2 separate regions of the Homo sapiens genome follow, and region 2 is linked to region 1. A link is a loop called in an ENCODE intact Hi-C map of the cell type or tissue named here. Cell type or tissue: heart left ventricle. All regions are shown on one strand. Links, peaks and the distances in the headings refer to the core of each region. The heading gives the core; the rest is flanking DNA. Region 1 holds the start of CYTH3 (cytohesin 3). Region 2 overlaps CYTH3 (cytohesin 3).

Region 1 (8,661 bases), core at 333-8,332:
ACTTCTTTTTGAAAATATGTAATTTTTCCATTAGATATTAATTCCTTCGAGTTGTGAAGATTTTGAAGTCTTCCAATTTCCCCATTAAAGCACAGAAATGACACCCAAAGCCTTTATCCCCCCCAACATTTTTGCAGAATTTGTTGAAATGCAAGCCCAGGCTAAACCATGGGGATAATGTAATATCCTCCTTATATAACTGGGCTGTGCTTTAGTCTGATGAAAATTAGATTAGATGGAGATCAGAGAAGCCACTTTCAGATTAAAACTCTGAGAAAAGCACCTGTGGATCACATTCTAAGACACCTAAAGAATTAAGATTGACATGAAAAAGCATTTATAATTGATAGTATCTTTGAGTTCAAAGCTCTGCATATCTCATTATCAAGTTCAAAGTAATGCTGTCATTTTTTCTCAGTAACGATGCTCTTATCTCCAAGATGACAAAGCTGACGGGAACAAGATCAGGAAGCCGAGTCTGGGGGTTGGGAGTTGAACCCTACATCTCCTGACTCCCAGACCCCTTTTCTGGTGCCTCTTTGTCACTCAAGCTGTCAAACACCTTTGCACGCAGCAGTGTCCCTTGGCTGGGTGTGGTGGCTCATGCCTGTAATCCCAGCACTTCGGGAGGTCAAGGTGGGAGGATCGCTTGAGTCCAGAAGTTTGAGACAAGCATGGGCAAACATGGCAAGATCTCGTCTCTAAAAAAGAATACAAAAATTAACCGATGCATGGTGGCATGTACCTATGGTCCCAGCTATTTGGGAGGCTGAAGTGTGAGGATCACTCGAGACACTGCATGCCAGACTGGGCAATAGAGCGAGACCCTGTCTCAAAAAAAAAGTGTCCCTCGTGGGTTTGGTTGCATGAGAATGCTTGGTGTTCAATTCTTGAGGTTATTAGAAGATTGAACTTTGAAATCATCCCGCAACCTTGAACCAAAAGGTGAAATTGTCCACTTTGATAGATGACAACGGAAGGATCCTTTGGTTCAATGGACAGCTTGTAAATATAAAACAGTTGCTGGAAAATTATATTAGAGATGAGCTATCTCCTCCATTACAATGTTTGCTTTTCTTTAATGCGATTGAGTTCCAACAGAAAGGCTTGGGAGGGGCCACAAGCAATGCTTCAGGAGTTACTGGAAGAGAGATATGGGGAGTGAGAGAGGAGATCCATCGATGTGGAGCAGGGGCCAGGGGAGGCCTTCTGCCCAGGAGGCCTGTGCTGAGGACCCTGGCTGTGCCCAAGGGAAACTGAATTCAGAGCTCCTCCTGCATCATAAATCCAGGACAGCTGGCAGCTCTCCAAGGAAGACTGGCGCTAAACTCCAAGGGCATCAGCCGCCAGATTGGCCAACCCCTACAATGCCCTTTGAGAGCTGAGCCCCAGGTGTGTTGAATCGGGATTCCGTTCCAACCTCATGACCACATTCATTTACAAGCCCTGCATTTTGTTAATTTAAAAATGCACTCACCAGGAGGGAAGGAGGAGAGGCTCCATTAAATATAAGACAGCTGAAAGGCTGGAATTCTTCTGACATGCATGTCTTAGGAAGGAGAAGGCCTGACCTTGTTCTTTTTTTTTTTGAGACAGGGTCTCACTCTGTCACCCAGACTGGAGTGCAGTGGTGCAATAATAACTCACTGCAGCCTCTACCTACTGGGCTCAAGTGACGTGACCTCCCACCTCAGCCTCCCCAGTAGCTGGAACTACAGGCACATGCCACCATGCCTGGGTCGCTATGTTATCGGGGCTGGTCTCCAACTTTTGTTCTCCAGCGATCCTCCCACCTCAGCCTCTCAAAGTATTGGAATACAGGTGTGAGCCACCGAGCCTGGCCAGGCCTGACTTCTGAATGCATTCGTTTCTTGATCTTTTACCCCGAGTGCACGTGCAAGTTGCACCCCTGGCCACTGGGTTTTGCAGAGTGTGGCGTTCCAGTGTCCGGGGCCCCACGCCCGTCCGCAGGCTACTGGAATGCTGAGGGCGAGGAGGCTTCGCTCCACGCACACCGGATCGGCCTGCACTTCAGGGGCCAGGTCTACAGCCTTCCCCAGCGCAGACGCCGCCGGCCCGGCCGGTTCCCGAGGGCGGGGCTGCGCGGCCTCACGCCCCGCCCACCGCGGGCAGAGGCGGGGCATGGGTCACGTGACGGCACGCCGACCAGCGAGGCCCCGCCCGGCGGGAGGAGGCCCGGCCGCGACCCGGGCCGCGCGCTGAGGAGCCGCCCGGTCGCCTGCGCGCTCCCTCCGGCGGCGTCCCCAGCCCGCGGCCCCTCTGCTGCCGGCCCCCGGCTCGCCGGCTGCGGGAGTGGCCTCAAGATGGATGAAGACGGCGGCGGCGAGGGTGGTGGCGGTGAGTGTCGGAGGTGTGGTGGGCTCGCCGGCGGCCTGGGGTCGGGGGCCGGGGGCTGGGGGTCGAGGGCGCGGCGCTGGGCCGGGGTTCGCCGGAGGAGACGGGGTCGGGGGCAGCGGCAGCGGCGTCCGCTGGAGGCCTGAGGCACGCCGGGCCAGGGCCGAGGCTGGGTCTCCGGGGGCCGAGGGAGGGGGCGGGCCGGGGTCGCCGTTCGGCGCTGGCGAGGGTCTGGGTACCAGGCCGGGGCTGCCGCGGGCTGGGGTCGCCCCGGAGTCTCGGGCCGGGGTTTGGGTGTCGCTCCTCTGGGGCGGGGGACCTTGCGGGGCGACCTTCCCCGCATCTTGTCGCCAAGGGCGTTCATGCCCTCCGGAGCCCGGCGTTTCGGACGCCCCCTTTCAGCTCAGGTGGGCGGAAGCGGCTGAGCCGGTGGGAAACCGGGAGGGGAAAGTTTTGCACTGGAGGCTCCTCGAGTGTACAGGACGGGAGGGCAGGGGAAACGGTTGGAAAGCGTGACAGTCTGCTTGGCTTTGGGTCAGAAACGGTCGCTGGATTTGCTCGAACGGGGAGGGGGCCAGCTGGAGTTCAGTTCAGGGTAGACGTTTTAGGAAACGGCAGACGCGACAGATTGAGCAAAAAACTCCGTGGAGCCGAGGGTGGGAGACACGAGCTGCACCCAGCACAGAGGCAAGACCGGAGAGCCAGGTGTGCCCGGAGCCAGGTGTGCTCCCGAGTGGGTCGGGTCGATGCGCGTCGTGGCCCAGGTGGTCTGTGTCTGACGTTCGGTTTCCTCTTGCTGGAGGAATCGTGTTTGTTGGAAATTATTTAGTGGAATACAAATGACTGCTGGGTCATGCTGGGAATTAGATTTTAAAAACAGAGGAACGTGCCTCTGTATGGAGTGGGTGTTCGCTTTGGAAAGCAAAGGGTTAATGCCCGTGTTTTTACAGGAACAGCCGAAGTTGAGGTTCTCTAGACTTTTTTTTTTTTTCCTGAAGATCTCCTTTGAGCTGACAGAGAAATCATCAGAATCATCAGAACCCCATGTAATAAGGGAGCAGTTTAGAGAAATCTTAATTACAGGCTGCCGGTGCAGCTGCCTGTAAGAATCAGCAGTATTGAATGCTTCAGGATGAAGTGGTTCATCATCAAGGTGCCTTCCAGAATTCAAGTGCTGCTCAGAGGGAGATGTTTTTTTGCTGAAAGACGCGATGCAGCCAGGATGGTGGGAAGTTGGCACCCGTCATGGCATTTGGCGAGTTCAGTTCTTATAGTTGAAGCTAGGGGTAGCACTGTGGCACCGAGTGGGTGTGTTGATGGGAGCGCTGTGGAACGAAGGCGCCCAGTTGCGAACCCTCCTACAGTCAGGCTGTCTGGAGCCATGAGATCCTAAGGAATGGGTTCCCGGTGGATGTCGTGTTTCCTGCCTGTCACAATTTGGGCATAGCTGTTTTCCCTTGTTAGAAAAGAAAGACAACTGTAATATGCAGACGTTGGACATTAGCGTCAAGGCAGCTAGCTGGCTTGGCAGTTTTGTTTGTAAGGTGCTTTGGGCTCTGTGAGTAAAGAAATGTAGACTTGAAGATTAAAGCAGGAATAAAGAGGAAAAGAGGAGGCTTTAATGTGCTCCAGCAATTTGCAGGTCTTGAGTACTATAACAAAGGATGATATGAAGTATCAAAAGTCTTAAAATTGTCCTTGGGTTGTTAGTATCTCTTCTGGGAATATATCACAGGGAAGCAACCTTGAAATAAACCCCTCACGTATAAAGATGTGTATTATGCTGTTTAAAATAGCAAAAAATTGGAAACAGCAACGCCAACAGCAGGGGCATGGTGAGGTAAATTATGGGAAGTTTATTGAAGTATTTTACAACCATTAAAATAAGCAGTTTTATACATCATGGTTTAAACAACATAAACATTGGTGACATTATGGATTATTTTATTTTCTTTTTATATTTTCCAGGTTTCTGGAATAAGTGTGTATTTCAGATTGGAAAAAAACCATCAAAGACGTGAATGTTTTAAGTGTATCATTTAATTCATCTCACTGGAACATTCAACAATGAAGATTTATTTATTGATTGCCCATCAAAATGCTAGCCAGCATGTTAGGTGCTGGAAAATAACTTTTAACCTTTATTGATTTAGTTTATGACTAGCTTTCTCCCTTGCTTTGTGACAGACACTTAAAAATATTTTTGGCAATATTAGGATATTTATTTTTGAAACAGGTGAAAAGCAAAGTTTTGAAATATGAGTGATATTGTAATTATTGTATAAACTTTATGTGCTTACATTTAACTCTTGGCTGTTGTAAGTTTTGAAGTTAACATACCTCTTTACAGTTAATACCTTTTAGATTTTTAAATGCTTTAAAATTCATGTTTAAAAAAATAAAGTTGAGCTCTTTTAAAGAAAACCGTTTCAGCTGCCAGCAGATTATAAAGCATAACATTTTTTGGTATATTTTTAGAGTGTAGTACATAATGTTGAACTGTATCTGGGGGAGTCAGTTAAAGCTTGTTTAAAAGATAGGGTAAATAATCTATTCAAACAGTAGTTATGGTAGAAGCCAAAGATAATTGAAAAGGTCTTTTTTTTGTTAATGGTCAGGTTAAAAGACTTGAAAAATTGATTCCTACTTGCTATTTTTATAAGTTAATTTAGCTTTTTGTCCACTGTATTGTTCTTTCAATGCAAGATAAGGAGAGAGAGGATGGTGGCATGAATGGCTGGAAGGCAGTTACAAGAGGAGCGAGTGGGGGGCACAAGATTACAAGAACACATTGTTCCTTACAGTGTGTGCAGAGTGTAGTTAAGTCGTTTTTAATTCCTATGGGACTTTGTTGCCTTTCAGTTTTTCGAGAACAGTTCTTGAGCTAATTGGAGGGTAGCTGGCTAGTTTGGCTCATTGGGATTGTCTTCGTGTCCTGTTTGGGCATTTGTCTGATTGATGGTCCTGAATGGACCATCCCTGGCAGATGAGGTGAATTAACTATAATTGGCATTCTTCTCTCTGACCCCTTCACTCCCTGATCAATGTAGGTGTCTGTGCTTCAGGTGAAGAGATGCTGAGCCTTGTTCATAATAAAATACATGCAAATTAAGACTAGATTGAGCTCCCACCTTTCACCTTCAGACAGGTGATAACCCCCAAGTATACAAAGTCTGTTTCAAGTTTGAAATATTTGAACGGCAAGGTCGTTTCAAACATTTACGGGTAAGAGTGTAAAGTAGCCACAGGCAGGGTCAGCCCATGTCCTGTTGGCTCAGATCCGTTTCTTGCCCTTTCCCTGCAGGGACTCACCCCTGCAGGCAACATTTCCCAGGCCCTTGGTCAGCTGGCTTCCGGCTGGGATTGGCCACTGGGAGCCACTGGCAGGAGGAATGGCAGGAAGAAGGACAAAAACAGGTTATTTCCCTTAGGCCTGCCTCAGGGAGTGTCTCTGGCAGGTACCTTGTCTCCTTTTGGCTCCAGCTCCTGCCCCTTGGTCCTAGCCTTTGAGTCTTGGAAATACCTCCTCCCTTTTACCCTCTATTTGAGAAGTGGTAACAGCAGCTTGCTCTTGATAATCTTTGTATTATCATTTCCTGTTTGGCTTTTCAGTTTTTCCATCACCCCTGTCACTAATTCCTTATATTAAATTCCCTCTATATCAGATTCTTAAAGGGATGGTTTCTCTGGATGTCTCTGTTTCTCTGGGTGGACCCTGATAGATACAGGTGCTTTAGGCAGTAGCTTTAAAAATTACAGGCGTGTAAATCCTTTGACCCAGCAATCCAGTTCTAGGAATTTAACCTGCAGATATATTTGTACACGTGTGAGATAACATAGGTACAAGATTATTTATTGCCTTGAGTGTCCATCAGCAAGCAAGAGACTTATCAGATAAATCCATGCCCAGATGGTTAATGAGGTTGTAAAGTTGTAGAAAGGAACGAGGAAGCTCTTTTCTTAGTTGACATGGAGAGATCTCCAAAATATCTTAAGTTACAAGAGCAGGCCGGGCGCGGCGGCTCTCACCTATAATCCTAGCACTTTGGGAGGCCGAGGCGGGTGGATCATTTGAGGTCAGGAATTCAAGACCAGCCTGGGCAGCATGGTGAAACTCCGTTTCTACTAAAAAAATACAAAAATTAGCCGGGAGTGGTGGTGCGTGCCTGTAATCTCAGCTACGCGGGAGGCTGAGGCAGGAGAATCGCTTGAGCCTGGGAGGTGCAGGTTGCGGTGAGTGAGATTGCGCCACTGCATTCCAGTCTGGGCAACAGAGTGAGACCCTGTCTCAAAAAAACAAAACAAAATTACAAGAGCAAAGTGTAGGAAAGTGTGCATTGCGTGCTCCCATTCTTGTGTTTTGAAAGAGGAGGTAATGGCTGATGCATGCAGATTCCCTGGAAGGTGAAAGGAGGAACCAATAACAATGGTTACCTGATTGGGGAAGATGATGGGAACTGAGTGGATGGGGAATATAGGTGGGAAGGAAACTTTTCACTATGCGCCTTTTTATTTTTTGAAATTCAAAAAAGTTTGAATAATCTGTCTTCACTTTTTCTAAAATTGGAAAGCAGTTTCATAGAAAAATAGTATGATGGTAAGAAAATACCCATTTTACACCTTTTTTGAGGGAATTTTTATAGATTAAAAAATACAGCTGGGCGCAATGGCTCACGCCTGTAATCCCAGCACTTTGGGAGGCCAAGGCGGGTAGATCATGAGGTCAGGAGTTCGAGACCAGTCTGGCCAATGTGGTGAAACCCCGTCTCTACTAAAAATACAAAAATTAGCCGGGCATAGTGATGCGCACCTGTAGTCCCAGCTGCTCGAGAGGCTGAGGCAGGAGAATTGCTTGAACCCTGGAGGCAGAGGTTGCAATGAGCCGAGATAGCGCCACTGCCTGGCGACAGAGTGAGACTCGGTCTCAAAACAAACAAACAAAATATTCTGGGAAGACCGCAACAAAAAGATAATGTGATATGCAATGTAAGGTTATAAAATGTTACCTATTTTTCATTCTGTAGTAAGTTAACTACTGTATTTTTGAGAGTTTAAAAAGTGGATGCTTTTAGATTATGCTTAGAGTATATTCTTTTGTAGTCATTTACTCAAATGTTGATGGTGTCTCTACCAAATACCAGGTTCTATGCATGGCACAAGAGCTATTAGTGCCTGTGTCATGCCGTTTTTGCATTGCTATAAAGAAGTACCTGAGCCTGGGTTATATATAAAGGAAAGAGGTTTCATGGACTCATGGTTGTGCAGGCTGTAGCTGTACAGGCATGGTGCCAGCATCTGCTCGGCTCCTGGGGAGGCCTCAGGGAGCTTTTTACTCATAATGGAAGGTGAAGCAGGATCAGGCACATCACATGGCTAGAGCAGGAGCAAGAGGGAAGAGATGCCACGCCCTTAAACGACCAGATCTCAGGAGTCCTCACTCACTATTGCAAGGGCAGCACTGAGCCATGAGGGATCTGCCTCCATGATCCTGTCGCCTCCCCTCCAAGTCCTGCCTCCAGCATTGGGGATTACAGTTCAACATGAGATTTGGGCGGGGCATATATCCAAACTGTATCAGTGCCTAACAGTGGTGAATACGGCAGATAAATTTCCCACGTTCATGGAGCTCATGTTTAGATGGAGAGACAGACAAAAGAGGTAAACAGCTATATATAAAATAATCATGTATTATGCTAGATGTGTTAAAGGAAATCAACAAGAGGTTGAGGAAGAGAAAGTGTGGGATGGGAGAGGTGTAGGGAAAGCCCGTGGCCAGGGAAGGCCTCTGAGGAAATGCCCTTCGAGGTGCAATCTATAGGGGTAGTGGACCAGACAGAAGGGAAGGCATGGAGCTGGCAAGAGCTGAGTATTCTAGAGAATTAAAAGCAGCTTTGTGTGGCTTGAACAGACAGTGAAGCGGGAGAGATAGACTGGGGCCATGTCAGGCTTTCAGTAGCTAAGGAATGCAGATTTTATTCTAAGTACATGAAGCCGCTGAAAGATTTTTAAACGGGGAAATCTCATTTGATTTACATTTCAATAATTTTAGCTAATATTTACTTGATGCTGTATGTCCTGTGTACTTTCTGCGTCTTAATTTATTGACTCTTCATCATATTGCTATTTTCAGATTGGAAAATGGAGGCATAGGGAAGCTAAGTAATTGGTCTGAAATTTCACAGCTAGCAGGTGATGGAGCTGTGATTGGAACCCAAGCCTTCCATTTCAGAATCCGTATTCTCAACCACTGCCCCCTGCTTTTTAAAGAAGCATATTCTTGACTCCTGAGTGGAGAGTGGTTTGGAG
Region 2 (8,661 bases), core at 510-8,509, 46 kb after region 1:
TTTAGACATATGTAAAATTAGGTGTTAATTGTTTTTCTTTGGCTATAGAGGAGTAGCAGATGAAGAGAAGCAAGTAAGGAGAGGCTGGCATTCTGGCCAACTTTGATAACGACATAGTTCCTCTTTAGGTCCTCTACACTTTATTTGGCTAATTCAGGTTTTACTTCTGTTCCACTGTTTTATTCTGTTGCTAGACAGCTGTTAAACATCTGTTCCCTCTGCTCAGAGGGGGTGTGGTTATCTTCATATGTCTACACAGTGGCTTTCTGTATCCTGTTCGTATGTGCCCTAGGAGCCTTCAGAATAAAGGGGCTCGGACAGCGATTGCACAGTGTCTTATGTTTTCCTTGTCACTGCATCCTCAATAACTCACTAATTACCAATAAAAATGTCTAACAAAATTAGATATTTTTCCCACCAGAGGAATAAAGGAAAAGAAGATAAGATTAAGTGGAAGGAAGAAATCTATTTAAAAAGGGGCGGATTTTTACATTCTTAAAAACACAGCCGTGTTCTTGAGTGTGAGGGAATCCTTTTGTGGATCTGGTCTGTGGGAGGGGTTGATAGAAAGTGTGGGAGGACCCTGCTCAGAGCGGGAGGCAGCCCGGATTTCCAGAAGCGAAATGTTAAAGTTGAGCATGGTTTGGATGCAGATAAGAAGTTCTTTTGCTTCCTCTACTTGTGTTAAAACTGTTCATTTTTTATTTTTAAGGTCATCTGGGGGGAGTTTCTTTGCTTCCAGCCTGGATCTCTCAGTGTGGCCTGACCCCTGAATCCTACCCTCCCACACAACTTGAGAACTTGATTCTTTTCTCACAAAGACTTCTTTCCAACCCCTCCCCTCCCCCTAGAAGACTCCATATTTGGAGCTGAGTATTTTGAACAGGGCCCTGGCCAGAGGGCATGTTACATATGTTGTTCTGTCCCATGTACATGGAAAAGCATAAGCTTTAAAGCAAATGTATATAAAAAATGGAAAAGGTCCCTCTAAGCCAGGGACACATGATTTTCTGTTATGAATGTGCTGTACTTATATGATCATTCTCTTTAACTTGCCTCTTTGAAACTGGAAAAAAGGTGAGCAGAAATGGCTGGAGGTAATGAAAGGGAATAGAGAATCAAGGAAATAATTTCTTTGACCATTCTTTTGTGAGCCTTGGGTTAGCAGAGTTAAATACTTAAATAAGAACATAAAATAAGGGAAAGCTTCACATTTCCACATTCATTATTAAATACTTTTTAAATAGGAGAATGAGTCAGAGTGAACCCTAGCAATTATCTCGTTGTTGTTGAAATCTAGCCCACCTACCACATTTTCATAATTAAACACAGGCCTGAGGCAAACATCAGGTTCTCATTCTCCAGAAAGTGAGCACTTGTATACCCTGGTTCAGCCGAGGTCCAGTAAGGTTACTTGTTCACATTCACTGTGGAATTCTCTGCTTGGGAAACCATCATGTTCAGGAACATTCTCAATAAAGTTTATGAGATATCGTATTGGCCTGGAACATGCACAGAGAATTTGACAACCCGTTTGGGTGGAGGAATACAAACTTCGTAATTATTGAAAACATAGTTGTTGTAAATGCTTCCCTTTGGTTTGCTTACTTGGGCCCCAACCAGAGGTTTTCCAGCCTTGGCAAAGCTGCCTAAAGCCTTTTGTGTAGAGTAAGGGCCCTGATAGTGGCATCCTCGTTTTGATTCTGTCTGTAGTGGGAACGCTTCCAAGTCTGATGCTTGTTGTAGGTTTCTGCCAGAGGTCCTTCACTTAGGTTAAGACATCTTCTATTCTTAGTTTAATGATTTTTTTTAAATCAGGAAGGGCTGTTGAATTTTATCAAATGCTATTTTTCCATCTATTGAGATGAACATATGTTTTTCATTATGAGCCTTTCAGTACTATTTGACTTTTTTTTTTAAACCATTTGCACTTATTATATCCACTGACTTGAGGCTTAAAATTCCTTCAAAATGCTAACTTTACAACCATCTTCTGCATGTGTTTTTCTTTGAATATAATTTTTCCATCAATCTGTTCCTATCTGCTTTCTTTTTTTGTAGTGATTTCAGCATCTCTGGGCTGTTGGTGATTTTTTATTCTTTAAAAAGCCTCTTCTATCATTTCATGGGTTTGTCAAGAGAGCGGGCACACCATGTGCCAGCCCTTTCCACTTTTTTTTTTTTTTTTTTAGACAGAGTCTTGCTCTGTTGCCCAGGCTGGAGTGCAGTGGCGCGATCTCAGCTCACTGCAAGCTCCGCCTCCCGGGTTCACACCGTTCTTCTGCCTCAGCCTCCTGAGTAGCTGGGACTACAGGTGCCCGCCACCACGCCTGGCTAATTTTTTGTATTTTTAGTAGAGACGGGGTTTCACCGTGTTAGCCAGGATGGTCTCGATCTCCTGACCTCGTGATCCGCCCACCTTGGCCTCCCAAAGTGCTAGGATTACAGGCATGAGCCACCGCGCCCGGCCCCCTTTCCTCTTAAACCAGTCTCTAGGACTTTAAAAATGCCATCCTTCCTTGCTCAGGTTCTGCTGCATAGGAACCTTCAAGTTCTTACAGCCTTTGAGATGTTGTGTTGCTTTACTTTGAGATGCTGACTGAGAGTCAGAGTTGGGAATACAAATACTCACAACACGGGTTGAAATGTTGGGAAGTAACTTAACTAAAAAGTTAATCAGGGCATTAGCCATGGAGTGGCTGGAAGAATCCTCACTGGGGCTTCAGCCAAGACTGCCAGCTTCACCTTCTTTCCTGGACTGTGAGATAAAAAGCAGATGGATTCTACTCCAGCTTGCCTGCCTCGCCCTAAAATAGCACTCTCCCACCTCCCCACCCTCATCTAAACATTAAATTCCTCAAGTGTTCCACCTTTTAGATGTTTGTGAATGGGAAATGGAATGCCAGATGTTCTACAGCTGTATCCAATCTGCAGAAGACAGAGATGTGGTTCAGGCTTCCCAGCAAGGAATGAGGAAGTATCTCCAGTGCTTTCTAATCAAAGCATTGCAGGGAATATTGTTTGTGGGTGTGGATGTGTGTGTACAGGAGGACGTCTGGATCTTTAGGGAGACCTCTCAGAGCCCTTCAGTTTTAAAAGGAAGCCAATCACAGATGCATTGCTTTTTATTTTTAATTTTTTTAAAAAACACATTCCTTGATGTAGGGTTTGCTAAGCTAGGGACATGGGTTTATGTTCTCGGCCACCTAGGGATGAATGTTTCACATTGGGTTCTCTTTGTTTAAAGACAAAAATTTTTTTGTTTGTTTTTAAAAAAATTTCAGGCTGTGTGTGGTGGCTCACACCTGTAATCCCAGCACTTTGGAAGGCTGAGGCGTTGTGGTCTTGAGCTCCCAAGGTCAGGAGTTCAAGACCAGTCTGGCCAACATGGTGAAACCCCTTCTCTACTAAAAATACAAAAATTAGCTGGGTGTGGTGACACACGCCTGTAATCTCAGCTACTCAGGAGCCTGAGGCAGGAGAACCGCTTGAACCCAGGAGGCGGAGGTTGCAGTGAGCTGAGATTGCACCTTTGCACTGCAGCCTGGGCGACAAGAGTGGAACTCCATTTCCAAAAAAAAAAAAAAATTCTTCAAAAAAATATATATTTTCAGGCCATGCTCGGTGGCTCATACCTGTAATCCCAGCACTTTGAGAGGCCAAGGTGGGTGGATCACCTGAGGTCGGGTGTTCGAGACCAGCCTGACCAACATGGAGAAACCCTGACTCTACTAAAAAACACAAAAAATTAGCCTAGCATGGTGGTTCATGCCTGTAATCCCAACTACTTGGGAGGCTGAGGCAGGTGAATCGCTTGAACCCGGGAGGTAGAGGTTGTGGTGAGCCGAGATCGTGCCATTGCACTCCAGCCTGGGCAACAAGAGTGAAACTCTGTCTCAAAAAAAAAAAAAAAATTTTTTTTCCTTCATCTTAATGTAGGCTCTATCTTAACAGTTTATCCCATACCTTGACCTTTGTATCCAGAACAATTTCTATGCACAATTCATTGGATATGTGATAGTAAATATTTACATGTCTTTGGACAATATGATATATATAATATTGTACTGTCTTAATTTCAGGCTTTATTAATAATAGACATTCAATAATGATAGATTAATAATTTGTTTATAATTTGTTTTGGAATTACAGCCATCACCTGATCTAATTTTAGAACATTTCTTCACCCCTAACAGATCCCTCACTCCTGTTTGCAGTCAGTCCTTACCCCAGCGCCAGCCACTGGCTAATGTGGTTTCTGTCTCTATAGATTTGCCCTTTCTGATATTTAACATAAATAGAATCAAGCAGTATGTGGTCTTTTGCATCTGACTTCCTTTACTTCACATAACGTTTTCAGGTTTCATGTATGTTATAACATATCCATAGTTTATTCTTATCTGAATATCCCAGTGTCAGGAAATACTACAAGTGTTATCCATTCATCCATTGATGGACATTTGGTTTGTTTCCACCTTCTGGCTATTGTAAATCATGCTGCTATGAACATTCGTGTACACATACTTGTTTGGATACCTGTTTTCAGCTCTTTGGGTATATACGTAGAAGTAGAATTACTAGTGGTTCTATGTTTAATTTTCTGGGGAGCCACTAAATTGTATTCCACAGCGACAAAAATGGAACCATTTTCCATTCACGCCAGCAATGTATGATGGTTAAATTTCCTTACATCCTTGCCAACACTTGTTAGTATGTTTTTTAAAGTATAGCCATCCTAGTTTTAGCTCTTATGCTAGGTCATTCACTCATTTTGAGTTAATTTTTGTATATGGCATAAGGTAGGGGTCTAGACCCTCATTCTTTTGCATGCGGATGTCCAGTTGTCCCAGCACCATTTGTTGAAGAGACTTGTTTTAAATACTTTTAATAATATATGGTTTTGTTTTTAGGCTCTATAGTCGGTTCCATCAATCTTTTTTTTTTTTTTTTTTTACCTATTTTTGCAGCAGTGTCACACTTTGTTAATAGCGCTTCAGGGACTGTGTACATATTCCATGTATACCTACTGACTCAAGGCTCTTAATAGCATTCAGGTCATCTTTGTCTTTGTTTAAGAAGCAGAATTAACCAGGCATGGTGGTGGATACCTGTAGTCCCAGCTACTCAGGAGGCTGAGGCAGGGGGATCGCTTGAGTCCAAGAGTTTGAGTCCACCTTCTCATTTGCTTTTTTTCTGTGTGAAGACGTGTTTTTGCTTTTTGTGCAATGGAAAAATATGTGAATAGGATAACAGTTGTGAATCAGTAAGGATTATATATGTGGAAGCAGAAAAGACAGTATTAGCATCATTCATAGGGTTGTATGATTTGACTGCTGTAGTTGTGTACATGATCTGTCTTGCAATTCTGGAGAATTAATCTGGGCATAAATACTGCATCTCCATTTTTTTTTTTTTTTTTTTTTTTTTTTTTTAGTATTTATTGATCATTCTTGGGTGTTTCTCAGAGAGGGGGATGTGGCAGGGTCATAGGATAATAGTGGAGAGAAGGTCAGCAGATAAACACGTGAACAAAAGTCTCTAGTTTTCCTAGGCAGAGGTCCCTTCGGCCTTCAGCAGTGTTTGTGTCCCTGGGTACTTGAGATTAGGGAGTGGTGATGACTCTTAACGAGCATGCTGCCTTCTAGCATCTGTGTAACAAAGCACATCTTGCACTGCTCTTAATCCATTTAACCCTGAGTTGACACAGCACATGTTTCAGAGAGCACGGGGTTGGGGGTAAGGTTATAGATTAACAGCATCCCAAGGCAGAATAATTTTTCTTAGTACAGAACAAAATGATGTCTCCTATGTCAACTTCTTTCTACACAGACACAGTAACAATCTGATCTCTCTTTCTTTTCCCCACATTTCCCCCTTTTCTTTTCGACAAAACCGCCATCGTCATCATGGCCCGTTCTTGATGGTCACTGTCTCTTCAGAGCTGTTGGGTACACTTCCCAGACGGGGCGGCCTGGCAGAGGCGCTCCTCACTTCCCAGACGGGGCGGCCTGGCACAGGCGCTCCTCAGTTCCCAGATGGGGCGGCCGGGCCGAGGCGCTCCTCACCTCCCAGATGGGGCGGCCGGGCAGAGGCGCCCCCCACCTCCCAGACGGGGCGGCCGGGCAGAGGCGCTCCTCGCCTCCCAGACGAAGGGCAGCCAGGCAGAGGCGCTTCTCACATGCCAGACCGCATCTGCATTTAAGAGGAGAAGTGAAGCATCCTTATTCATTTTTATTTGCTTCAAATAATGAAGGAAAAAATTACCTGTCAGTAAAGGCTGCCAGCAAGTGTTTAGTTCACTTTACATTTATTAATTATTGATTGATTGACTATTATGAGCAGGCCAACTGGAGTGTTGTTTGAAACTGCCTTTTAAAATGTTCTTTTGTCATATTAGCTGTTTTGTCAAATAAGAGTTAACCGTCACCTGAAAATGTGGAACACTTTATAATAATGTATAATGGTTATATAAAATTGGTTCAGTTTTTTTTTTGCTTTTTTGGGTTTTGTTTTTTTTTTTTTGAAACGGAGTCTCACTCTGTTGCCCAGGCTGGAGTGCAGTGGCGCGATCTCAGCTCACCGCAACCTCTGCCTCCCTGGTTCATGCCATTCTCCCACCTCAGCCTCCCGAGTAGCTGGGACTACAGGTGCCCGCCACCACGCCCGGCTAATGTTTTTATATTTTTAGTAGAGACGGGGTTTCACTGTATTAACCAGGATGGTCTCCATCTCCTGAACTTGTGATCCACCCATCTTGGCCTCCCCGAGTGCTGGGATTACAGGCACCCAGCCAAAATTGATTCAGTTTTAAGACTCAGCAGTTGAGAGTAACATTTGCCTGGGATTCTTCTCTGTATGTTAAAATGTTAATGACTCCTCTCTTCAGCAGGTGTCATCACTGTGACAGGGATATGGGGGGGAACACGAGGCACTTGCCTTGAGAACAGAGACAGAGTTAGGCATTATCGACAGGTGCTCATTTGGTATCACATTTTAAAATGACTAAGCCCTAATCTTCCTTCCGTGATGTCCCTTGACATCTCTGCCTTTGGAAGTCTGGCTGCTTTTTCATTAGCACCTTGATCACATCTCACTCAGAGGCTGTGAAGGGCACCCTGGCAGGAGGGACCAAAGCTCTTTGCCACATACTCTGCTCTGTCCTGCTGCTTTTCCCTGGAATGGCTGCCAGGACCTGTATGACTGGAGGTCAGATGTGTAAGTCCTTCTGTCTGGTCACGAGGGTATAGGAAACATCTGGTTTTTCCTTACCTTATGCAATATAAAGACTGTTTTTTAGTTTTTTTTGTTTTTGTTTTTTTGACAGCGTCTTGCTCTGTTACCCATGCTGGAGTGCAGTGGCACCATCATAGCTCACTGCAGCCTCGGATTCTAGGCTTCAAATGATCCTCCCACTTCAGCCTTCCCAGTAGCTGGGACCACAGACACGCCTCACTATGTCTGGCTAATTTCCTTTTTATTTTTTGTAGAGCTGTCCTCCCACCTCACTCTCCCTGAGTATTGAGGTTACAGGCGTGAGCCACCATGCCTGGCCTAATTTTTTTTTAACTTCATTTTGAACTAATTTGTAGATTCACAGAAAGTTGCAAAGATAACAGTACATAAAGGTTCCACTTGCCCTTCACTCATTTCCTCACACTGGTTACATCTTATGTAACTGCAATACAGTATCAAAATCAGGAAGCTGACATTGGTATGAGGTGTTTGTATAGTTTTGTGTCATCACCCATGCGTAGATTGATGTAGCCACCGCTGCAATCAAGATACAGAACTGTTCCATCACCACAAAGTTATCAGGCTCCCTCCTACTACCCCAGTTGTCTTCTCCTCAACCACCCTAAACCCCAAACAATGACTAATCCATTTTCCACCTCTGAGATGTTATCATTTTGAAATGTCACATACATCAAATTATATAATATGTAACCTTTTCAGACTGGGGTTGTTTCTGGGTTTTTAAAAATTCAGCTTAATGCCCTTACAATCCAACCAGGCTGTTGTGTGTATCAATAGTTCATTCACTTTTATTGCTAGATAATATTCCATGGTATGGATATATATCACAGTTTATTTCTCCATCCACCTATTGTAGAACTTTGGTTGTTTCCAGTCTTAGGATATTACGAGTAAAGTTGCTGTGAACATTCATGTTCAGGTTTTTGTGTGGGCATACATTTTAATTTCTCTGGAATAAATAAATTTCTCAGGTGATATTGCTGGATCACATGGTAAGTGTATGTTTAGTTTTTTTTTTGGAGAAGGGGTCTCACTCTGTCGCCTAGGCTGGAGTGCAGTGGCGCGATCTCGACTTACTTCAACCTTTGCCTCCCGTGTTCAAGCAATTCTCCTGCCACTGCCTCCCAATTGGCTGGGACTACAGGTGCCCGCCACCACGCCTGGCTAATTTTTTGTATTTTAGTAGAGATGGGGTTTCACCGTGTTGCCCAGGCTGGTCTCGAACTCCTGAGCTCAGGCATTCCACCTGCCTCGGCCTCCCAAAGTGCTGGGATTACAGGTGTGAGCCACCGCGCCCGGCTGTGTATGTTTAGTTTTATAAGAAAATGCCAAATTGTTTTCCGGAGGGCTATAACATTTTATGTTCCCACCAGCAATGTATGAAAGATCCAGATTGTCCACATCTTT

Evidence for each region. Peaks named below come from ENCODE experiments on the same cell type or tissue, not always from the same donor. Only the 100,000 strongest peaks of a DNase experiment are listed, where the experiment ranks them.
Region 2: a loop joins it to region 1, with 1.9 times the contacts of the local background. A loop is called at or near these places in 28 of 110 quality-filtered maps.

The regions. Positions count from the first base shown.
Region 1 is chr7:6,266,171-6,274,831 of GRCh38, reverse strand. It overlaps CYTH3 (cytohesin 3), which reads left to right and starts at 2,208. Exons shown (of 13, transcript NM_004227.4): 1 at 2,208-2,358. The coding sequence starts at 2,325. RefSeq lists silencers at 1,981-2,340, 2,661-2,830 and enhancers at 2,149-2,870, 2,871-3,593. In heart left ventricle, for the core only: a CTCF peak has its summit at 3,641; DNase peaks (open chromatin) are centred at 2,131 and 3,671; H3K4me3 peaks cover 3,119 bases; H3K27ac peaks cover 3,021 bases.
Region 2 is chr7:6,220,608-6,229,268 of GRCh38, reverse strand. All of the region lies in intron 1 of CYTH3 (cytohesin 3), which reads left to right. Among named protein-coding and RNA genes, the nearest start is that of CYTH3, 48 kb to the left of the region's middle. RefSeq lists a silencer at 677-971 and an enhancer at 5,375-5,995. In heart left ventricle, for the core only: no CTCF peak of the experiment used is centred there; no DNase peak of the experiment used is centred there; H3K4me3 peaks cover 402 bases; H3K27ac peaks cover 3,457 bases.